Regions from separate parts of the Homo sapiens genome. Here region 1 is linked to region 2. Evidence: read pairs that join two places in POLR2A ChIA-PET (ENCODE). Cell type or tissue: OCI-LY7. All regions are shown on one strand. Links, peaks and the distances in the headings refer to the core of each region. The heading gives the core; the rest is flanking DNA. Region 1 has its middle 7.2 kb from the start of SLC39A10. Region 2 has its middle 15 kb from the start of LINC01827.

Evidence for each region. Peaks named below come from ENCODE experiments on the same cell type or tissue, not always from the same donor. Only the 100,000 strongest peaks of a DNase experiment are listed, where the experiment ranks them.
Region 1: POLR2A ChIA-PET joins it to region 2 with 12 read pairs; 29 of 35 experiments call an interaction of 5 or more read pairs at or near these places.

What each region holds. Positions count from the first base shown.
Region 1 is chr2:195,645,899-195,654,235 of GRCh38, forward strand. It overlaps a transcript of SLC39A10 not described here. Among named protein-coding and RNA genes, the nearest start is that of SLC39A10, 7.2 kb to the right of the region's middle. RefSeq lists an enhancer at 4,385-4,464. In OCI-LY7, for the core only: no CTCF peak of the experiment used is centred there; DNase peaks (open chromatin) are centred at 1,543, 3,943, 4,553 and 4,833; H3K4me3 peaks cover 1,671 bases; H3K27ac peaks cover 2,319 bases.
Region 2 is chr2:195,555,661-195,563,997 of GRCh38, forward strand. No RefSeq gene overlaps it. Among named protein-coding and RNA genes, the nearest start is that of LINC01827, 15 kb to the right of the region's middle. RefSeq lists an enhancer at 3,951-4,000. In OCI-LY7, for the core only: no CTCF peak of the experiment used is centred there; DNase peaks (open chromatin) are centred at 4,051, 5,821, 6,641, 7,751 and 1 weaker place; H3K4me3 peaks cover 4,359 bases; H3K27ac peaks cover 5,384 bases.

The DNA of each region.
Region 1 (8,337 bases), core at 143-8,142, 90 kb after region 2:
GAAATAAGTTAGAAGAGATGGTGTTCAGATTTGATTCTATCTTTTTTTCTTTGTTTGTTTTTGAGATGGGGTCTCACTCTGTGTCAAAAAAAAGGCTGGAGTGCAGTGGCACAATCACAGCTCACTGCAGCCTTGACCTCCAGGCTCAAGCGATCTTCCCACCTCAGCTCCTGAGTAGCTGGGACTACAAGCGTGCACCACCATGCCTGGCTAATTTTTGAATTTTTTGTAGAGATGGGATTTTGCCGTGTTGCCCAGGCTGGTCTTGAACTCCTGGCCTCAAGCGATCCGCCCACCTCAGCCTCCCAAAGTGTTGGGATTACAGATGTGAGCCAGCACACTCAACAATTCTTTTTATTTTATTTTTTTATTTACTTAAGCGTACCCTGATGTGCCCAGCAATTCTATCTTCTTGAAACTTCTGCAGTTCAACAATTTCTCTTTATCCACTGTCACTTCTCACATGGGTTGTCCCTATCACAGTTTCCTAATTGTTTTAATTTCCTATTGCTGCTATAACACATTACCACATATGTGGTGGCTTCAAACAATACAAATTTGTTATGCAGCTCTGTAGGTCTGACACGAATTTCACTGAGCCAAAACCAGGGTGTCAGCAGGGCCACGTTTCTTCTGGAGGCTCTAAGGAGGAATCCATTTCCTGTTTTTCTAGCTTTAGAGGCTACCCACATTCCTTAGTTCAGGGGTCCTCACCCCCCACCCACCTCCCCCCACCACCAACCCCCTACAGACCCGGTAAGGCCGGTAGGGCCTTTTAGGAACACTGCTGCACAGCAGGAGGTGAGCGGAGGGTGAGCGAGCATTACCGCCTGAGCTTTGCCTCCTATCAGATAAGCAGCAGCATTAAATTCTCATGGGAGCACGAACCCTATGGTGAACCGTGCCTGTGAGGGATCTAGGTTGCACACTGCTTATGAGAATCTAATGCCTGATCATCTCAGGTGGAGCAGTTTCATCCCGAAGCCATCCCCCTGCCATCTGTGGAAAAAGTGTCTTCTAGGAGACTGGTCCCTGGCGCCAAAAAGGTTGGGGGACTGCTGCCTTAGCTTGTGGCTCCCTTTATTCAGCATCATTTTATCTCTCTGAGTGTCATTTCTCTTTATCTTCCTCTGACTCTCCTCTTCTTCCCTCTTCCATTTTTAGAGTCTCTTATGATTAAATCGGGCCCATTTGGATAATTGAAACTAATTTGTTCATTTCGAGGTCAGTTGGTTAGCAACTTTAATTCCATCTCCAGCCTTTGTACCCTTTGCCATGTAATCTACATGTTCATAGGATCCAGGGATTAGCATGTGGATGTCTTTATGGGGGAGGCATTATTCTGTCTACCACCCTAGTCGTATGATAATATGATTTCCCTTCTTGCCCATGATCACGTCACTTGCCCACCGAAAATTCTTCAATGGCCCTTGTTGCCCTCAGGGTAGCATTCAGACTCATTCAGGCTCCTTAATGTGATACACAAAGGCCTTCCTTACCAGTCCTGTCTCATCTCTCCCAACTCCCCATGCCCAAAACACACAACAAGATTGTGTGTTTCACTTCCCCAAACTGAAAACCAGGCATTCACTCATCTCATTCATCTGCTTGTTTGCTCTTTTCCCAGCCTTTTATCTGACTCTACTACTCATCCATAAGTCAGACTTCAGATGTGACTTCCTTTGGGAAGCCTGAGTGTATCCCCAAATTTTGGCCTTTGCTACCGTTGCAAGCTATACCTATATCTAACATAGCACTTGCCATGCGATACTGTAATTATCTCTTTAATTACCATCCACCACCACCACCACCACCACCACCACGAGACTACAGGCAACTTAAGGGTCAGCCTCTCATTTGTTCACCCTTGTATCAGTTACTTATCAGAGTGGCTTGCACACAATAAAAACACAAACTTTCTATTTTTTAAAGCAACCCTATTAACTGAGAAGCACAAACTTTTGCTTAAAGATATATCCCTTAATATTTATGTGTCTCTTTTTCCAAGACAGACTTATAGAGGATGTAGAGTCATATAAATCTAAGGACTGAAAAGTAAATGTACCTTTAATCCTCCAAATGGATTTCATTTAATTAATGAATTAATTTACTGAGGCAAGGTCCCACTCTGTCACCCAGGCTAGAATGCAGTGACAAAATCATGGCTCACTGCAGCCTCCACCTCCTGGGCTCCAGTGATCCTCTTGCTTCACCCTCCCGAGTAGCTGGGACCACAGGTGTGTGACACCATGCCCATCTAATTTTTAAAACAATTTTTTTGTACAGAAGAGGTCTCGCTATGTTGTCCAGACTGGTCTTGAACTCCTGGGCTCAAGCGATCCTCCCATCTTGGCCTCCGCCTATGCTGGAATTATAGGTGAGCTACTGAACTCGGCCCTTATCTGGCTTCTTATATCAAGACTGTGCACAGGTCACTATTTTTGCAAGAATTTCTATACCACTTCCTCTGAAAATGTTGGTAATTTAAAAAAGAAACAGCCAGACATGGTGGCTCACACCTGTAATTCCAACACTTTGGGAGATGGAGGTCGGCCAATTGCTTGAGCCCAGGAGTTCAAGACCAGTCTGGGCAACATGATGAAACTGTGTCTCTACAAAAAATTCAAAAATTAGCCAGGCATGGTGGTGCATGCCTGTGGTCCCAGCTACTCAGGAGGCTGAGGTGGGAGGATCACTTGAGTTTGGGAGGTCGAGGCTGCAGTGAGCCAAGAGATAGTGACACTGTATACTCCAGCCTGGGCAACAGAGCTAGACCCTATCTCAAAAAAACAAAAATAAAAATAGGTTGGATAATGTAAGAGTTAAGAACAGAGACTCTAGAGCCAGCCTGGGATCCTGGCTCTGCCATATTTTATGTAACCATCTCAGTTTTCTTCATTTGTGAAATAGACACAGTAATATCCACCTCAGAGGGTTACTGTAGAATTAAATGAGTTCCATTTAGAGCATTTAAATGGTGCCTGGCACATTTTAAATAATACCGCTTCATGTGGTTAGGGTGGGAAGGAAGATTGTAAAACATAAATGCTTAGAGAAAGCAACTGTCGTTGTAATTAAAATGAAACTTGGGTGTGATGAAATCATTGGAGGCTGTAGGTGAGATCATCTATGAGAAAGAAAAAGCCAAGCATGATGGGTCGCTAACCACCGGGCACTGCCAGAAGCATTTCTCATGAAACATTAGGAAGTTTCCAAATCTTCTCTAAAGACGTGTGCTTGAAAAAACAAAACAAAAAAAGAATGACAACAACAACAAAAAGATATGTGCTGGAAAGAAGAGATGGGATTCTATGAAGAATGTGAAAGTGGCTTATTGTATGAAATACAAAATATAATCCAAGCTTTACCTAGAAATAGTACAAGAAAAATTCAGAAATCCCTGCAAGCTATTCTTGTTTTGACAATTCATTTCTTGCCTTCCCTAATATTTAGAATTTTGCTGCATTGTTGCCATCAAATATTTTTTAAGAAATAAAGGTAAGCAGTATTTGCTAAGACAGAACACGTGTGTCTTGATTTTAGAAGATGTACTTGATTATTTTCATAAATGTCAGGTGTGAAATGGGTCACCTTATTAATTAAAGCCTTAGGCAAAATTTGAAATTTGATCTTATGTGATGACATTTTAAAATGGATGTATTAATTTCAACCAGTTTAACAAATGAGCCTTTTTAAAAAAATTTACGTGGTAACTTATTGTTAATTCATTTCCATGTTGACAGTTTTCCTTAAATTGAAGTGTAATCACCCACAAATACTTTTGAAGTTTGCCATATTCATGTGGATATTTATGCCACTTTTTTCTAATTCCTTTGGACTAGGAGTTATGTTCTGAAAAGTCAATTTCTGCTGTGCCAGTAGAGTTGCAAACGACCTAAAATGGCTACCTACCACACCTGTTTTTCTTCATCTTACTACTCTGTGAGTGAATGAGCTTGCCTGGAAGCAAGATTGAGAAGTTAGCAATTTGTCTACAGTTTTTCTTCTTTCCCTTTGTACCACACTACCCTCAAGAATCTAGACAACCGTGTTTTCTCTTTTCTTAGAACTTCCTCTTTAGAAAAAACCTAAGGAAAATATATTCTCACGGAGGTATAAATAGGTAATACAACTGTAGCAATTTCCCTCCAAGTTCTTCCGGTTTCAAGGCCCAGGGATGAAATGCTAACTGTGTAATTGTAGGAATTGGCAAGTACACTAAAAATACAAAAAATTAGCCGGGCATGGTGGTGGGCAGCTGTAGTCCCAGCTACTCAGGCGGCTGAGGTGGGAAAATGGCATGAACCCGGGAGGCGGAGCTTGCAGTGAGCCGAGATCCCACCACTGCACTCCAGCCTGGGCGACAGAGATGGACTCCTCCTCCAAAAAAAAAAAAAAAAGAAAAGAAAAAAATTGGTTTAGGGTGAGAAGTCTTCATGGCACTATGACGTGGGCAAATGTGTGGTCAACGTGTTAGTCTGGCTCTGGCTCTGAGTTTTTTGCTTTTGTTCATTCTTCTGAGTAGGTCTTTCTCTTTCTCTTGAGCCTGGTCTCATCTGTATTTTCGAAAGGACTTGCCATGGTCAATCAGAGGCTTTAAGCTTCTCTGTTATTGTCTGTCTTCCAGGAGAGATGCCTAATGCTAACACCTTTTATTTGTATTGCCATGGCAATACAAACCCTTAAACTAAGGGTTCTGGTTATTCTTAGGTTAGGATCATGTAGGCAGATCATAAAAAAGTTAATTTTTCTCCCCTGGGTGAGAAGTTGCTTAAATTTTTGTGTCAATTGTTTCATTTCTCCAATCTATTTTTGTCTCTGCAAATAGCCTGAAACTCGGTTTTATTGCACAAGCCTACCAATTCAGAATGATCTCAGGCGCATCAGACAAGTTTGTCCCTCACCAGAGTTGTATTGGTTTATTTCTCCCTGCCTTCGTGTGCCCATCTCAAAATGGTGGGGTCTGTGGAAGAGGATGGCCTTCCCAGATATGCAATTTTTGCTCTTTAGAAAGGAGTTTAAAAAAAAAAAAAATCCCAGCTACTGTGGGTGGGGAAGGCGAAGGAGGTGGGAGGTGGAAGGATTTTGCTTGAGCCTGGGAGGTTGAGTCTGCAGTGAGCTGTGATTGCACCACTGCACTCCAGCCTGGGAGACAGAATGAGACCCCGTCTCAAAAAAAATGTTTTTTTTTTTTTATTTAGAAAGGAGTATAAGGGGAGCTGTGCTCCTCTAGTGAGAACTCCCATGGACTTCTAAAGGCCCATTTATCCTACCTTAGTCTTTAGAGCTTGCCAAAAATGAGATGGTAGAGCCATAATTTCTCAGGGATCAGAAAAAGACTACCGCATGGGTCCAACTTCCCCATTCTGACAGTGTGTTTGCCGTGTTAGATGTTACACAGTGCCACAGGTCTCGAATAATGGAAATAATTTGTATCCTTTAAATATCTCTGGCATCAGTTTTAGAGCTGGAGCTTCAATCCCCAGGCTGAAATAGTCTCTAAAAATGAATAGTAGCTATTAAGTTTGAGGCCTCAGTTTGGAATTTTACCTACATATTGCTGACATCTTCCTTTCCCAAATCTCTTTTTTTTTGAGACAGAGTCTTGCCATGTCACCCAGGCTGGAAAGCAGGGGCATGATCTCGGCTCACTGCAACCTCCATCTCCCAGGATCAAGCGATTCTCCTGCTTCAGCCTCCCAAGTAGCTAGGATTGCAGGCGCTTGCCATCACATCCAGCTAATTTTTGTATTTTTAGTAGAGATGGGTTTTCATCATGTTGGCCAGGCTGGTCTTGAACTCCTGACCTCAAGTGATCCACCCGCTTTGGCCTCCCAAAGTGCTGGGATTACAGGTGTGAGCCACTGCCCATGGCCCCCTTTTCCAAATCTTAACACCTGTTCTGGTACTTAATATCCCCACACCCCACCACATTGGTACAGCAATATAATTTAGTCTTCCTTGTACTCCTAATGACTTCATCAATGAAAAGAGTCAAATTCTGTAACTTATTTGAAGATATTTTTTTCTGAGCCAAACATGAGTGACCAATGGCCTGTCACACAACCCCAGGAAATCCTTAGAATGTGTGCCCAAGGTGGTAGTTAAGCAACAGCTTGGTTTTATACATTTTAGGGAGATATAAGACACAATACATGTACGATGTACATTGGTTTGGTCCAGAAAAGTGGGACAACTGGAAGCAGGGGCTGGTTCCAGGTCTTAGGTGGATTCGAAGATTTTCTGATTGGCAGTTGGTTGAAATAGTTTATCTACAGACCTGGAATCAATATGAGGGAGTGTCTGGGTTAAGATAAGGGGCTATGTAGAACTTGGGGATAAGTAGTCAGAAAAGAAATAAAATTTAGCCTAGGCGTGGTGGCTAACACTTGTAATACCAGCACTTTGGGACGCCGAGGCGGGTGAATCACTTGAGGTCAGGAGTTTGAAAACAGCCTGGCCAACATGGAGAAAACCCGTCTCTCCCCCAAAATACAAAAACTAGCTGGGCGTGGTGGTAGGTGCCTGTAATCCCAGCTACTCGGGAGGCTGAGGCAGGAGAATCGCCTGAGCCTGGGAGGCAGAGGTTGCAGTGAGCCGAGATCTCGCCACTGCACTCCAGCCTGGGCAACAGAGTGAGACTCATCTTAAAAAAAAAAAAAAAAAGAAAGAAAATTTTAAAAAAAAGATAAGGGGTTATGGAGACCAAGGTTCTTATTATGCCGATGAAGCCTCCACCTAGCAGGCTTCAGAGAGAATAAATTGTGTTTCTTACCAGACTTTAAAAGACGCCAGACTCAGTTAATTCTCTCCTGGATCAGGGAAGAGACTTGGAAAGGGAAGGGGATTCTCTACAGCAGGGGTCCCCCAGCCACTAGACTGGTTCGGGTGCATGGCCTGTTAGGAACGGGGCCACACAGCAGGAGGTGAGTGTCAGGCAGTGAGCATTACTGCCTGAGTTCCACCTCCTGTCAGATCAATGGTGGCATTAGATTCTCATAGGAGCACAAACCCTATTGTGAACTGTGTATGTGAGGGATCTAGGTTGTGCAGTCCTTATGAGAATCTAACTAATGCCTGATAATCTGAGGTGGAACAGTTTCATCCCAAAACCATCCCCACCCACCCCCATCTGTGGAAAAATTGTCTTCCAGGAAACCAGTCTCTGGTGCCAAAAAAAGTTGGGGACTGCTGCTCTATAGAATGTAGATGTTTCCCACAAGAGACAGTTTTGCAAGGCCATTTCAAAACATGTCAAAGAAATATATTTTGGAGAAAAATACTTAGAATTCTTTCAGAGCCTGCTATCTGTCATGTTGGTATCATTGCTACAAAAAGTCTCTTTCATCAGTCTTAAGGTCTGTTTTAATGTTAATACTGGTCATCTGTGCCTGAATTTTTTTTTTTTTTTTTGAGACAGAGTCTTCTTCTGTCACCCAGGCTGGAGTGCAATGGCACAATCTCAACTCACTGCAACCTCTGCCTCCTGGGTTCAAGCGAGTCTCCCTGCCTTAGCCTCCCGAGTAGCTGGGATTACAGGTGCCCGCCACCATGCCTGGCTAATTTTTGTTATTTTTAGTAGAGATGGGATTTTGCCATGTTGGCCAGCTGGTCTCGAACTCCTGACCTCAGGTGATCCACCCGCCTTGGCCTCCATAAGTGCTGGGATTACAAGCGTGAGCCACCACACTCGGCCTGTGCCTGAATTTTAAAGTGAGGAGAATATAATGAGGCATGTTTAACCATCCATTCCCATCATGCCTGGTACTAGTGTTTCAGGTTAACTTTGGAATGCCCTTGGCAAAGAAGAAGTGACCATTCAGTTAGTTGGGAGGCTTAAAATTTTATTTTTGGTTCACAGCCTCTCTAGGCATAGCTTTGTCTAAAGTAAACTTTTAGGCCATGTAAAAGTAACAGTTTAAACTGGAGATGAATTTAGGAAGGGGTCTTTATCATTGGTTATTACTAATCTTGAATCACGGAAAGAACAAGTGAGTTTGAAAGGCCTGATTTCTTAGAATTAGTCGTGTTCTTTTTTTTGTTTGTTTTGTTTTTTTGAGACGGAGTTTTGCTCTTGTTGCCCAGGCTGGAGTGCAATGGCATGATCTCGGCTCACCGCAACCTCCACCTCCCAGGTTCAAGCGATTCTCCTGCCTCAGCCTTCCCAAGTAGCTGGGATAATAGGCATGTGCCACCAAGCCTGGCTAATTTTGTATTTTTAGTAGAGATGGGGTTTCTCCGTGTGGGACAGGCTGGTCTCAAACTCCGGACCTCAGGTGATCCGCCCACCTCAGCCTCCCGAAGTGCTGGGATTACAGGCGTGAGCCACCACGCCTG
Region 2 (8,337 bases), core at 313-8,312:
TTATTACAAATATTGCCTACTATTTATAGATGAAGTTTTTTATGTATAGACATCAGTTAATTTATACATCTAAATGTGGGAAAGAAATTATCTGATGTAAAAAAAATTAGGCATCAAGGCTTTTAAATTCAATTTCTAACCTACCACACACTGTGGCCTTGAGCAAATTACTTAACCTCCTGGTGGCTTAATTTATACATCTACAGAAGGGTAAATTACCACCTATGCTATTTACAGAGAGGATGAGGATTTACTTAACATAGTAATTAGTAGAATTCTATCATTTTGGTAAAATTCTAACTCAGCTGGAAATCTACACAGATTTAATTTATGGGAAATCTTAATACTGAAATAACTACTAATGTATTTTTTAAAGGAATTATCCAACTGTAAAATTGGCAAATGTTTCCCTTGGGCTAAACAAATGAATTTACTTTGTTGTAAACTCATCAGCTCACTGGATCAGACTATAGGACTAGAGAGTTCAAGGCCATAGGCATAGTTTCCACATTGCTGAGATACACACACAAAAACTATCTCTGCTATGACCTCAGTTGTATCCCTAATCACATCTCAATCTACTGCTTTATAATACATGGCACAGGTCAGCAAGGAATCTGGTTTGGCCTAAGAATGAGGATGCTTCAGTAATTCCTCTATCAGCATTATTGAAAAAAGCGATGCAAAACCCAAATCTTACTAACTGTATAGGTCAGTAAGATCACCTTTGTTTCATTACTGAAATCTAAGCCTCAGAAACATAGAGGTTTTTGTCTGTTTCTTTATTACCACATCTCAACCTCCTAGAACAATGCCTGATATTTAGTAAGCAATAAACACCTATTTAATAAATCAATTACTCTCAATCAGGAATTTGGAGCTTTCTTTCCTTCCATTCTCAAAGGAATTACAGGATTTTCCAGAAGACGATCATTAAAAAGCCTATTTTTGGATTGTTAGGTTATATAATGCAGTAAAATTGACATACATATTCAAAATATTTACAAATAAACAACGTAAGGACAACCCAGAAGCATTTTTATTCATTATGACATTGACTTATAGGGTGCTACTTTTGACTGTTTGCCCAAAGCCTTCCCAATTTATACCTGTTGACCTAACATAATTATTAATAACACCTTCTTTTATTATCAGGAAGTCTTACTTTTTTTGTTGTTTTTTTTTCTGAGGCGGAGTCTTTTTCTGTCACCAGGCTGGAGTGCAGTGACATGATCTCCACTCACTACAACCTCCACCTCCCGGGTTCAAGTGATTCTCCTGCTTCAGCCTCCCGAGTAGCTGGGACTACAGCGCGCACCACCATGCCTAACTAATTTTTGTATTTTTAGTAGAGATGGGGTTTCACCATGTTGGCCATGATGGTCTCAATCTCTTGATCTCGTGATCTGCCCACCTCAGCTTCCCAAAGTGCTGGGATCACAGGTGTGAGCCATCATGCCCCTCCAATAAAATGTATGCTTAATCCTACCTACTAACCTAAATACACACCAGGAAATTCAGAACCTATTCCTTTTGCAAGTTGACTTTCTCTAAGAAAAGCAAAAAGAAAAAACCTTGACATGATCCATCAGAATGTCTAATAGTAAAGACCAAAATGTACTGTGATATAGTGAAAAGAATAACAACATAGAAGTTTAAAAACTTGAAACATAGGCCGGGCACAGTGGCTCACACCTGTAATCCCAGCACTCTGAGAGTCCAAGGTAGGCGGATCACCTGAGGTCAGGAGCTCAAGACCAGCCGGGCCATGGTGAAACCCCGTCTCTACTAAAAATACAAAAAATTAACCGGGCATGGTGATGTGCGCCTGTAATCCCAGCTACTTGGCAGGCTGAGGCAAGGGAATCACTTGAACCCAGGAGGCAGAGGTTGCAGTGAGCTGAGATCTCACCATTGCACTCCAGCCTAGGCAACAAGAACAAAACTCCATCTAAAAAAAAAAAAAAAACTTGAAATATAGTCTAAATTGTGCCCACTAATTAGCTGGGTAACTTTGGAAAAAAATGTTTAAATGGGTCTCACTTTACACACTGAGGAAGGCAGGATTTATTGACCTAAACAAAAATCTTTAAGAGCCCTCTTGCTCTATTATTTTCTAATTCTTCAGTTTATCTATTGCATTTTCTCCTTTATTTTTATTATTTTTTGAAATATGATTTTTGGCACATTGATTTAATTTTCTAGTGGTTAAATTATTTGAGACATCATTTAAATTCTTTAAAAATCAGGCCAGGTGTAGTGGCTCATGACTGTAATTCCAGCACTTTGGGAGGCCAAGGCGGGCAGATCACTTGAGGTCAGGAGTTTGAGACCAGCCTGGCCAACATAGTGAAATCCCATCTCTACTAAATAAATAAATAAATAATTTAAAAATCTAAAAAGGAGGCAAGCATGGAGGCTCACACCTGTAATCTCAGCTACTTAGGAGACAAAGGCAGGAGGATCACTTGAGTTCAGGAGTTTGAGACCAGCCTTGGCAATATAGCAAGAAACCATCTCTAAAAAAAAAAAAAAAAATGAAAAGAAAAGAAACAAAAAAAACTAAAAAGGATATAAACTTTTGATTCTAATGCTTTATATAGCAAACATATGATTTAGAATAATTTAAATTATTACATTCAAAATATGTGTTTACTTCAAATATATTTTCAGAAACCTTAAACAATAAAAGTAAATAAATAATGCTTTTTAGCCTCATCCATCTAAAAGCAGGTAGATGGGGAGATGACTCATGACCCAGAACCCCAAGATTCTCAGGTCATGGTCACCTTTTGCCACTCTCACCACCACCTCCAACAAAGCAGTGGAAAAGCCTATATGCTGACCTTGTGGTCCAAGGAGATTTAAAGTGTGGTGGGGCATTGTGGGTTGAACAGTATCCCCAAAAAGATTTGCTCAAGTCTGAACCCCTAAAACCTACAAATGGGACCTTATTTGGAAACAAATAAGAGCCTCGGTGATATAATCAAGTTAAGATGAGGTTATACTGCATTAGAGTATATTTACGGAAAGAGGTATGAACATTCTGACAATCAGTATACACTACTGGTAGGAGTGTAAATTCGTTCAACCCTTGTGAAAAGCAGCATGGCAATTCCTCAAAGAGCTAAAAGCAGAACTACCATTCTACCCAGCAATCCCATATATATCCAGAAGAATATAAATCATTCTACCATAAAGACACACACATGCAAATGTTTATTGCAGCACTATTCACAATAGCAAAGATATAGAATCAACCCAAATGACCATCAATGACAGATTGGATAAAGAGAATGTGATACTTATATACCAGGGAATACTATGCAGCTATAAAAAAAGAACAAGATCATGTCTTTTGCGGGAACATGGATGGAGCTGGAGACTATTATCCTTAGCAAACTAATGGAGGAACAGAAAACCAAATACAATATGTTCTCACTTATAAGTAGGAGCTAAATGATAAGAACTACGAACACAAAGAAGGAAACAAAAGACACTGGGACCTACTTAAGTGGGGAGGGCATCAGGAGGGAAAGAAGCAGAAAAGGTAACTATTGGGTACTTGGCCTAACACTTGGATGATAAAATAATGCATACAACAAACTCCCATGACATTGGTTTACCTATGTAACAAACCTTCCCATGTACCCCACAAACCTAAAATTAAAAGTTTAAACAAGGGGAAAATTTAGACATACACAGAGACAGGGCCATTTGATGATGGAGACAGAGATTGGAGGGTTGCAGCTGCAAGCCAAGCAATGCCAAAAATGTCAGCAAGCACCAGAAGCTAGGGGAGCGGCCCAGGTCAGTTTCTCCCTTAGGGCCTCCAAAAGGAACCAACCCTACCAACGCTGATTTTAGACTCCCAGCCTCCACAACCGTGAAACAAATACAGATGTTTAAGCAACCCAGTTTGTGGTGTCTTGTTACAGCAGCCCTAGGAAACTAAAACTGGGAGCATCAAAGCCATTTCCTGCTCTATTGTGTCCTCGTCCCACAGATGAGCCTAGAAATGCCTGACTTGGCTATGTAAAAATACAGAGAACTTGCCACTTTCATGAGAGGCTGACTGCTCATGAACTGTCACAGGACAGGTGCACTTCATCAGCCTCAGCTCATGCTTTACTCATGGTCTTTGTTGGTTCCTTTGAAAGCAGGATGTGGTTTGCCCCAGCTTCCCTCCTTCTTGGAACCAGCATGTAACGCATACTTGTTTTGAGAGTTTTTTTTTTATTATTATTACTATTGCAGAGAAACAGGGCTTTAAAAAGATTCAAAAGCATTTCAAAACTATGAAAATCTCCCAAATATATAAGTGGTATATGTGGGCTTTGCTGAGATGTCATTGCAGTTTGGCCTGTTTATTGTCATCTGGTACCTGCTCCATAAGGATGACAGTTATTATTTGTAGAATCATTCCATGAGCCACTTCTAAAGATGCAGCTTTATTAGGCCACTGAAAATGGAAAGATGAGATACAGTCTCTGATCTCACAGAAATTACACTTCAGAAGGGACAGAAATATTTAAGCAAATCAGGGCAATAGGTGTTAAAAATTAAAAAGTGTACGTGGCATATTGAGGTGGCATAAGTTAGGTATCATTAATAATTTCAAGAATAAAATGATCTTGAATTGAGATTTGGAAAATATAGATATTTGTCAAGTAGGCGAGGCGAGAAAGGGCATTCCAGCATGGGCAATGGTCCAGGTATGTACACACACATACACACTCACACACACATTGGCAAATTTGAGGGAACTGCAAGTAGTTTATTGTGGGTAGAGTAATATAAAATAGAATTGAAAGCAAGTTTTTTAAAATGAGCCTAAGGGAATACGATAGTAGCAAGAGAGAACTTTGTTCAGAAAATTATTGCATACGTTTCTATTTTTTTTTTCTTGTTTTTGAGACAGGGTCTCACTCAGTCGCCCAGGCTGGAGTGCAGTGGCAAGATCTCAGCTCACTGCAGCCTTGACCTCCCGAGCTCAAGCGTTCCTGCCACCTCAGCCTCCCAAGTAAGTTTCTGAGACTATAGGTGTGCGACACGAAGCCCAGCTAATTTTTTTTTTTTTTTTTTTTTTTTTTGTAGAGACTGGGTTTTGCCATGTTGCTCAGGCTGGTTTTAAACTCCTGAGCTCAAGTGGTCTGCCCACCTCAGCCTCCCAAAGTGCTAGGATTACAGGTGTGAGCCACCATATCCAGCCAGGTTTCTATAGTTTTTTTTTAATAGGTAGCTTTCACATGTGACTCCATGCATCAGAGTAGGTAATTCAAAGAAGAGAACCTCATCAGTTAAGACTCACAATATCATAAGGTAAAAACTAATCCTTTGCTCAAAAGAATGAGAAAAATATTTACTATAATCCCAAAGTGTAGTTGTGGTGGCAGAAGGGAAGAAGAGAAAGGAACAGAAATGAAACAAAAATGATCAGGAGGTAGAGTACACTGGACAAAATAACTGTAGGATGGCTCCCAGTTTTCTTGCATTGGTGACAAGGAGAATGGAGACACTGTAAGCTAAAGGCAAGAAAGACAGTGAGTTCAGTTGTGGGAATATCAACTGTTTAATACCCTATGGGGAAATACTAGTAAAGTTGTCCAGTGAGCATCAGGGATGACGAACTCAGATGACAGGCATGATTGGAATTAGAGATATCAAATGAGCTTATAGTTAGAAGTTGAAGCTAAAAAAAAAAAATGGATAAGCTCAGTCAAATGGGCTTGTAGACTAAGAAAAGAAGGTATGTAATGATTAAGAGCATAGGCTCTGGAGCCAAAATGCTAGCGTCTGGATCATAGCTCCATTACTAGCTAGCCATGTGATCTTAGGCAAATTAACTTCTCTGTTTCAGTTCCTGCAATTATGAGGTTGTGAAAATTAACTGAGTTATTTTATGTAATGTACTTAGAAGTGTGCCTGACCCATAGTAAATATTCAATAATCTGTGAAGAGAGAAAATGGGGACATGGGAAAAGAGAGAGGCAGAGACAGAAAAAGATTGGTGAGAAAGACAGCCAAGGAAAAAAGCGCAATGAAAAGCAGTATACAAGCAGTGGACAAAGAGAAGGGGGCTATAAGAAAGGCTGGAAAGGTGCTAAAGGACGAAAGAAATTAAAACCAGCAAGGAATGTAAGAATCTCAAGATGAAGTGTTGGTTCAAAAGTTGGATCTTGCTGGGTGCGGTGGCTCACGCCTGTAATCCCAGAACTTTGAGAGGCAAGGCAGGCAAATCACTTGAGGTCAGGAGTTCAAGACCAGCCTGGCCAACATGGTGAAGCCCTGACTCTACTAAAAGTACAAAAATTAGCCAGGCATGGTGGAGTGTGCCTGTAATCCCAGCTACTCGGGAAGCTGAGGCACGAGAACTGCTTAAACCCAGGAGGTGGAGGTTGCAGTGAGCGGAGATCTGGCCACTGCACTCCAGCCTGGGCAACAGAGTGACACCCTGTCTCAAAAAAAAAAAAAAAAAAAAAAAAAAAAAGACATTAAGAGTCCACCGGATTGGTATTTGGGTCAGTAGGAGCTCTCCGAGAGTACAGCACAAAAGCAGAAGCAGATGTGTGGGAGGTGTGGGAGGCCACTGCACAACCTCCTCACTAGCCTCCTGCTGTTTTTACCTACTTGTGTGTGTACCTAATAGAATTTTTCTTGATATGAAGGTGCAACCTGAAGATTTAGCATTTTCTTTCAATTTAGTCAGCTTCCTGTTTTTCATGCAAATTGGTCTGGAGAGAGCCGTTTTAAGTAGATAAAACAAATTCGCAAAAATTGTATTACTTGTATTATCACCTTCCCCAGTTCCACCACTATCAGTCAACATCGCCTGCTCTTTCCCAAGGATAACAGTGATGATGGCAGAGAAACAGCAGAGACAATAAGAAAATGCCAAAACAAAAATATAAGAAGATAGAATAAGAACCTGTCTCAATAACTCCACAGCGCTGGAGCGGGAACATCTGTGTATGTGAAAATGTGTTAGGATATGTGTTTCACATGCCGATTTCCAGGCCCTGCTTTCAGAGAGATCAGGGAATCTGGATTCTAACACATCTTCCATGTGATTCTGATGCAAGCAGCCTAGGAAGCTGACTTTTCAAAATAATCACTCAGAAGTGTGTAAATATATTGAGTAAATATACTTTCATTATAAGATCAGAGATAACACAAAAGCAAGGCAAGATATTTCATGGTACTTAGTCCCACACTTAAAGTATTCCTAAACAGAAGTGTTTCTCAAGCTTTAAGGATTGTTAAAATACAGATTGCTGAGCCCCACACTATTTCTGACTCCGTAGGTCTAGAATGTGGTCCAAGAATTAGCTGTAACACGCTCACGGGTGACCGTGTGTTGAGAACTCCTGCTTCATTGAATTCTAGCAGTCCCTGGGTGTGCGTGGCCTTAGGGTAGGCGGGTAACAGGGATGAGTCCCAGGACACCGCGCACCCCCCCGCCCCCCTCCCCCCACTTCCCCCGCCCTCTCCACCCACCGCCACCCCCCACCCGCTCCCCACCCCGCCTCTCCCCACCCCCTAGGGCCCCCCGCCCCTCCCCATCCCCCCATCCCCCGCCCCCACACCTCCCCCGCCCCCCACACCTCCCCGGCCCCTCCGCCCCCCCCGCCCCCGCACAACGTCAAATCCGCACATACACAAGTCTTGCAGTTGACCCTGCCCAAGCTGTGAATGTGAAATGCTGGCCCTCCATACACACAGGGTTCCTATCCCACCAATGCTGTTTTCCATCAGCATTTGGTTGAAAAGAATCCGCGTATAAGCAAGCCTGCGCAGTTCAAACCCCTGTTGTTTAGAGTCAACTTACTTTGCTCTCCTCTGTCAGCAATATGAAGAAAATCATGCTGGTCATTATATATATATATTTTTAAAACATTAAAAAATAGGCTGGGCATGGGGCTCACACCTGTAATTCTAGCACTTGGGGAGGCGAGGCGGGAGGATTGCTTGAGCCCAGGAGTTCCAGACCAGCGTGGGCAACACAGACACTGTCTCTATTAAAAAAAAAAAAAAAAAAAAAAAAAGCATAAAAGATAAAGTAATTCTTTGTTTGTTTGTTTGTTTGTTTTTGAGACGGAGTCTCACTCTGTCACCCAGGCTGGAGTGCAGTGGCGTGATCTCCACTCACTGCAACCTCCGCCTCCCGGGGTTCAAGTGATTCTTCTGCCTCAGCCACCCGAGTGACTGGGATTACAGGCACCCGCCACCACGCCTGGCTAATTTTTATATTTTAGTAGAGATGGGGTTTCACCATGTTGGCCAGGCTGGTCTTCAACTCCTGACCTCAAGTGATCCGCCAGCCTCAGCCTCCCAAAG